3 separate regions of the Homo sapiens genome follow, and all the other regions are linked to region 1. A link is an interaction called in ENCODE POLR2A ChIA-PET data of the cell type or tissue named here. Cell type or tissue: OCI-LY7. All regions are shown on one strand. Region 1 has its middle 30 kb from the start of LINC01895. Region 2 has its middle 47 kb from the start of TGIF1. Region 3 has its middle 27 kb from the start of GAPLINC.

What was found. ChIA-PET counts read pairs that join two places held together with the same protein. Peaks named below come from ENCODE experiments on the same cell type or tissue, not always from the same donor. Only the 100,000 strongest peaks of a DNase experiment are listed, where the experiment ranks them.
Region 2: POLR2A ChIA-PET joins it to region 1 with 7 read pairs; 4 of 35 experiments call an interaction of 5 or more read pairs at or near these places.
Region 3: POLR2A ChIA-PET joins it to region 1 with 5 read pairs; 1 of 35 experiments calls an interaction of 5 or more read pairs at or near these places.

Annotation. Positions count from the first base shown.
Region 1 is chr18:3,319,061-3,321,560 of GRCh38, forward strand. No RefSeq gene overlaps it. Among named protein-coding and RNA genes, the nearest start is that of LINC01895, 30 kb to the right of the region's middle. In OCI-LY7, no CTCF peak of the experiment used is centred here; DNase peaks (open chromatin) are centred at 1,131 and 2,251; H3K4me3 peaks cover 1,047 bases; H3K27ac peaks cover 1,986 bases.
Region 2 is chr18:3,401,683-3,404,182 of GRCh38, forward strand. No RefSeq gene overlaps it. Among named protein-coding and RNA genes, the nearest start is that of TGIF1, 47 kb to the right of the region's middle. In OCI-LY7, no CTCF peak of the experiment used is centred here; DNase peaks (open chromatin) are centred at 119, 409 and 1,509; H3K4me3 peaks cover 1,762 bases; H3K27ac peaks cover 2,039 bases.
Region 3 is chr18:3,492,100-3,494,599 of GRCh38, forward strand. No RefSeq gene overlaps it. Among named protein-coding and RNA genes, the nearest start is that of GAPLINC, 27 kb to the left of the region's middle. In OCI-LY7, no CTCF peak of the experiment used is centred here; a DNase peak (open chromatin) is centred at 1,512; H3K4me3 peaks cover 1,591 bases; H3K27ac peaks cover 2,011 bases.

The sequences.
Region 1 (2,500 bases):
AACCTAACAGGTCCGGAGAACTGTCATATATTGCTTACTCACTTTCTTGCCCGCATTCCTGAAAGGAAGACAAAATTGCAGCTTCCCCTTTGTGTGTGTCTGTTTCCTATCACCTCTACTACCCCTCTGCATCACTCAGATGTACTATAACATGGTCAATGACCTTGGTCATTTGATTTTCATTAACACTCTTTTGCTTCCCTTTTGGAGTAGGGGAGGCTTTCATTTTATATCCATCTTTTGGGTATGCAGATGTAGGCAGAGATTGTTCTTTTCTTTTTCCAGAAAAATATAAATCCCAGGGCAATGTATCATTGATTCCGGTTTTCACTTAAATACCTACCAGGGTCAAGAGAGATGAGCTGTCATCTTTGTTTTGTCCTGTGTGCAAAAATCCCAACTTACAGGAAATGACGTTGTATCAGAAAACTTCCTAGGAAGTACAGTGACTGATGTGAGCTCAGCAGTGGTCCCACCTTGCTCCAGGGAGATGTCACGCTCTGTGAGAGCAAAACCAGGAGAGAGACTCTGCCACCCCAGCTCCAGGCCAGCCACGGCCCCCCCGGGGCTCCATCTGAAAAGACAGCAGCATCAGTCTCCCACCTCTTAATTCTCATTTCTAGAGCAAAATATCATTTTGTGTCAGCTTGTGGTTTTACCTCTAATTAAGAGCACTCCTATTTTCTTTCACCACTCTCAGTATGTTTGTATTTGTTGTTAAATAGCGTCAGAAAATACTTGTAGAGAGTAGTCTAAAGGAAAAGTATGTGGCATGGCGGGACAATCAAGGTTTTAAATAAATATCAATGATCAGTTTTGCTTCCACGTTTTGAACGTATAGAGAAGAGTGCTTTTACAGTTTTATACCGGATCAGCCATGAATCTGATCTTTACTGTTCACTATGATGCTGCATGAAGATTGCATCCAGTTGTTTTGTAAGCTTTTCTATTGAAGTCTTAGCTCTCTGACTTTAAGTGTCTGGGGACAGGGTTACTGTCTGTAGGGTACAGGGCTACTGTCTGTAGGGGACAGAGCTGGGTTTGCCACTGCCACCTCCAGCCTCTTGAAAGTTGTTAGCTTCCTTCAGCACAGCTGAAAGGGTGTTGGAGTGTTCTCAGTCCCAACAGATGTAAGCAGAGGGCATCTACTCTTGGTAGGAAGGGTCACATTAGGTCAGCTGATGGCCAGATGCTGAACTCTGGGTTGGGTTGCACCCAATCAGGAACTACCCCCACCCCCAGTACACTGATGTTCCATACCAGACACTCCCTTTGCACTCAGGTCCAATTTCAGCATCCTTTAAGTTGCTGCTTTGGGACTCCAGAGTAATTACCCCCACACTTTAAACAAAATCCATTTCAGAACCTGCTTCCTCCCTGAAATCTCTATGCTGAAACTATGCAATCTTCCTGCAGTTATTCTAAAGCATTAAATAATAAACAATAATATTTCAATATGTATATTCTGCAATAGTATGCACACACGTTGGTGAATATTTAGAGCTAAGTGTTGGTCCAGAGTCAAAGCAGTGAGAAATAGAACAGGTATGAAAATTGAACTTAAGACTAAAAAAGAAAATCAATGTCCTTCTGAAATTATGTTCCTCCTTCCGCGTCGTTAGGCTTTCTCTGATCTCTAGAGCATGCCAAAAGTTCAGGCACAAATAAACCATAAAAAGAGAAGTCTAGAAAAATTCTCCTTTAAAAGAGATGTATTAAATCTAAGATCTTTCACACAGTTATATTTTAAAAGAACACAGTGAGCAAGGACGATAAGTTAAAAGATAGTAACAGAGTTTTGCTTTTTTTTTTTTTAAATAAAATTGATTAAAACACTCTTGGCTGCCCTTCCTTATCCAGCCTACGATCCCATGCCATTAGTTGCTTGTTTTTTGTTGTTGATGTTGTTTTTTAATAGTGAAGGCTTGAAAATGAACTTTTGGTGTTAAAGGCCAGAATAATGGTTACCTTTGTGGGAAATTGATAAGAGGTGGCCTGAGGAAGCCCCCTGGGTGTTTGATCTGGGTGGTGGCTATAGGGGGTTGTGCACATGTGTGTGTGTTTGTAAAAATTTATTGACCTGAACACATAGGACTTGGCACATTACTGAATGTAAGTTACACCTCAATAAAAAAGAACTTAAAAATGAGGGAAGGTTTGAACTACACTAGTTTAAAAAGAGGTGGAAATTGTGTTTCTAGTTACCTTCATGCAATGCCCTGAGCTGCCTGACAGCTCACACGTGTGTTCCGTGAACACAACTGTGGACCGAAATGCTACACTGCACTTTGCAGGTGCATTGAATCACCCATGAATCTGAGGGGTGTCTGGCCACCAGCAGTAACCTCAGTTTGAAGGGGATTGTTAGTTCCCATGCATTTAAGCCACTTCAAAATTATTCAGTGAAAAACAATGACTAACTTTGAGGCCATTGCTTAATACATATAATGTATGACATTTTTCAGGAAATGATTCTCTAATACTGGGATCTAAATGAATT
Region 2 (2,500 bases), 83 kb after region 1:
AGAATGAGACTCTGTCTCAAAAAGAAAAAAAAAAAAAGAAAATGTCAAAAAGAGAAGCAACCCTCACCTACCTTGAAGGAGACTCAGAAACGGCTGTGGAGGAAATTGGACTTGCTGCAGACAAGTAGGGTGGGAGTTTCAGCTGCTTTGTATAGGCTTTAAATAGACGTGTTCCCTTGGCCACATACACACACCCAAGTTCATACATATGCCCACAAGCATGTTGAAAGCTGGAGGACCCGGGGAACATTCAGGTTACTTTTGTTAAATACATGAACTACCATATATCCTGAATCTTAGAAGAGAAATGTATATAACCAGAAAATGATATTACCTTATACTCAGACTGTCTTTGTGGGTGATGGGGGACAGTGATTGATAGTAAGTGAAGGGAAATGAAACCATACAAGTAACAGAACTGCAACTAGAGGGAAAATTATTTATTCAAGCCATATGTAAATATGTGCCTTTTTGAAAGTACAGCTTTGTCACTCCTAATGGTTTTAGACATCTGAGAGGGGCCCTGTGCTATAGCCCAGAGAGATCACTGTTTCGACCCGGGGAATTCAGGTTCTATTGACATTCATTTTTATAAGGAATACAGTAGATATCTGAGTAACAAAAAACAGTCTGTAATTATTTACATACATGAAATAATCCTGTTTGTATATTTGAAATAACTGCTATCTATTAACAGAAAGAAAATATTAGTATACAGTAGGTACATCCAGTCATAATGGGCAGTTTGACATTTCTGGAAGAGCCATCTGCAATAAAACAATAGTATTGTAAATATTTGCAAGACAATAATTAAACTCAGCACTGAGGTGAACTCCACACTGATTTTAGTTATTGTTTTTCTTCAGATTCTACAAAGAGTGAAGTACTCCAAAGAAATCTTTACATTCTAAAAAGATCTAGTTTTTATCATGATGCATTGTTTTAATACTCTAAAACTACTTGTCTGTGAGACTATGCTTTTTAGGAATGAATGTGATTCTGTTACTTCTAATGTGATGACAGTAACTCCTGGGTACATTTTAATCTTTGCAATATTTTAACTCAAAATAAAAACCATCCACTAGTGTGAAATATTTCAATGACATGATTCCAATACAGATTCAAGATGAAAACATCAGGTTTCCTTCAAAAGGAATTTTACTCTCCTTTTAGGAAATTGTGTAGGTATTTATATGAGTTAATTTTGAGAATTTTTAGCTAATCATACATTTATTCATCAGTAAGTGATTGAAATCGAGTCCTTTTAGACAAGGAAACCCAATTAAGATGGTGTGGTGGTTGAACTGGGTCCCCTCAAAAAACATATGTTGAAATCCTAATCTCCAGAACCTCAGAATGTGACCTTATTTGGAAATAGGATCATTGAAGATCTAATTAGTTAACATGAGATCATACTGGAATGGGGAGGCCTCCTAATCCACTATGATTGGTACAGGATGATAACCATGTGAAGACAGACACACACAGGAAGAATGTCATGTGACCATGTGACCACAGAGGTAGTGATTAGAGTTATGCAGCTACAAGCCAAGCACTGCTTGTGACACCAGAAACTAAGAGAAAGGCATGCACAGATTCTCCCTAGAGCTTTTGAGAGAGCATGGCCCTACCAACGCATTAATTTCAGACTTCCAGCCTCCAGAAGTATGAGATGATAAATTCCTGTGTTCTGAAGCCACCCAGCTGTGATATTTTGCTATCACAACCCTGGGGAATAAAAACAGATGGGAACAGATGTACCCACCTGTCTTTGTGTCTATGACATAGTACAAAGGGCATAGGCTTTGGGGTCCAGCAGAAATGGAAATTAACCCCAACCCAGTCAATTCTTTCCTATGTGACTTTACACAGGGTAATTAGGGTAGCCGATTTCCTCAGCAACATGATAGAAATAAGATCTTCATAAGATACAGGCATGGTGGTGCATGCCTGTAATCCCAGCTATTCAGGAGGCTGAGGCAGGAGGATAATTTGAGCCCATGAGTTAGAGACCAACCTGAGCAACATAGCAAGACTCCATCTCAAAAAAAAAAAAAAAAAAAAAAAAGATTGTTGAAGGCATCAATTGGTGATTGGTGAATATATGAAAGTTATGGGACACATAGTTTCTCAAAAAATACTAATTTACAACCTGTATATATGAGCTCATTTAAGTAGTCCGTTAATATTATTTTATGTGGTCAAGGAAATTAAAAGCTTTTTTTTCTTTTCAATAATTAAAAAAAAAATAGTATCTATAAATCTGAACTTCTAGTGACCTGGATGTTCAGTAACATTTTTGTCAGTAATGATAAAAAAATGAATTATTCATAGTTAATGGGAAATAGACAACCATTTTATTTATGTGCTCTACAGTTCTGTTCAGTCAAAGAAACTCTAGTCCCCTGGTTTAAAGAACACTCTGGAAAGGAAGTGTCCCACACAAGAGATGTGGTGGATGAAAACTCCCTATAAAAAGTTTATCCCTTTAATTATATGC
Region 3 (2,500 bases), 170 kb after region 1:
CTCTGGAGTTACTGGGGAATCACTACTTTGGGCTGAAGCCAACAGGGATCATGGAGTAGGGAACCCTGTCTTTTATGCATCTACCATCCAACAGACAAATACTTAATAGGCATGGAAGACCTGCCCTCTTAATGAGGCTCCTCCCGGTGACATGGTTCTGTCAGAAGGACTTATCTCAGGAGGTATATTGAGTTTCTCATGGCTGTTGAGACCTGGTATTTTCTTTTAGGTAAGCATTTCTTTAATATTTAACCCAAATTCTCTCAGTTGAATATTTAACTCAATTCTAATGTGTTGTCTTTGCTAGAAGAATAGTTGGTCATTGGCCTCACTCTATCTTCAAATGAAGTGCCCTTGAGAACATGATGAGTTTAGCCACTGATGGTCCTTGAATAGGCTGATGCCAAAACATCTTAGGTCCTCCCTGGTAGAGTGTTTTCCTTTCTTTCTTTCTTTGTCTGCAGAATTACCCAGAATTATCTAAATAATCATTCCCCACATCACCATTATTGACGAAGTGATTAACCCTCACTTGAATTCATTTTGGAAATCCCCATTTTCCTGTGCCAACCCCTCTCCACTGTTCCAATGTTCCAAACTATTGATCAGTTTTCACTCTCTCTGCAAGATGCCCTGGATTTCATTTTGAACAACCTGCTGGTCAAGGTATCCCTGGTGCATTAACTCAAAACTAGACACACAGGCACCAGCTCCTTGGAAAGGATCCCTCTTCAGTCATTCCAGACTCATTTCCTTGCTTGACTAATGTTGAGGAAAAGTTCAGGAGCCCTTGAGTTGTTTTCATGTTTGCCAAACTCAATGTTGGAAGTGCCAGGCTCACCAAGACCTCCCAGGTATTGCTCCGGCCAGCGGCCAGGCTGCAGAGAAGAGAAAAGTTAAACCCCTCCTCAGTAAAGGAAGCAGGACTTTTTTCCAGGAGCATGTTGAGGAGGAGGGGCTTCTCAAGAAATATGTTAAATTAAACCAAACAGGAAAGGAATCTAAGGGTAAATGATTTAAACTATCCCCTTTTCACTTTTGCTCAAGTTCTGTCTGTGAAATTTGCTTCTTCTCTCACTTGGGAATTACAGACAAACATCATATTGGCTGAGGTTATAAAGCATATTAGATTTTATTCTAGAAAGGAAATGGTGTGACAAATCTGGTATTTTTAAAAAATGTCACATATAGCAGTACACATTTTCATATAGCAAGTGTTTATTCCCTAAGACACACACACACACACACACACACACACACACACACACAGAGTAGAATATTTTTATTGAAACCTGGGGAGATGTTTCTTCGACAATACCTTATGGGGACAACTATTGTATCTTCCAGCTCCTTAAATGTTCCTGCTTACTTTTCATAATTGAAATTGCTCAGAGAAAGAAGGAAGTGTTCATCAACTGACAACTATATATGCAAATCTCTGAAGGGTAGCTATGCTGGAATGGTTTTTATTTGTAGAGCATTGGTCCTCACAAGCAGTAAAAGCATCTGGATTTAAGACTACAGAAATCTGAAATTGTTGCTTATAATCTCCTTGTAGAGTCAACAGGAAGAATGCATTTTCCCCCTCAGTAACAGAAGAGAAAACGCAGGCTCTATTTGCTCCGACTTCCCCTTTTCCAAAGTGAAAGGAAGAGTTTTTCAACTGAAGAACCTCTTCATTGAGATCTCAAAAGAAGCTTGCTAATAACACTAATTTATCGATCAAGTTTCCAGATGAAATTAGCACCTACTTCTTCAAGAAGACAGACAAGAAGTGTGAAGAGGGAACGTGGCAATCATAATCAGCACTAGTGAAAATATTCTGCCCCATGAATAGCAACAGTTCAATCAGCTGCGTGGTAGAGCTTGAGCTGGCATTTATGAAAATGTTTGCTTGCTCTCAGCCATTTTCTCTAAGTTGAGGCCTGTGCTCATTTACAAAGAAGACCTATTGGAATAATCCCTTGGCTGTCTAAGTCGAGACACAGGAATCAGGAATCACACTGGAGCTTCACATTCCTGTGATTTTCTGATGACGCCTTCCTGGACCAGCAGCAAACCCAGAGGACAGCATACGACTAGGGGGTAGCACGCTATTTCCCATCTCTATGCTTTATGGGAGAGGATGAGTGACTTACAGTCACTGTAAGTAAACTTGCGCTGGTAATTGAATTAGAGCTGAGAGAGGGTTTTCAGACAGGGCCACTAGTTTGTTTGCAAAATGAGTTGATTCGATCTTGGCTTAGCAGCTGCAAGTCAAACAACCTATTGAGCAAACCCAAGGTAAATTTCAGCACCCTTTAGTATCAATGGCATTCGAGAATGAACACATTCAGACGCTTTGATTTTTAAGATGTCATTTATTTAAAGCAAAATCAGTTTATATTCTCAAGGGGTGGATTTCAAAGATATAAAAAGAAAAGTCATTTTCGGAACAAACAATTTTGTTCAATTTCTATATAAAACCTAAATTACACTTTTTTTTTTTTTGGAGAGTAGA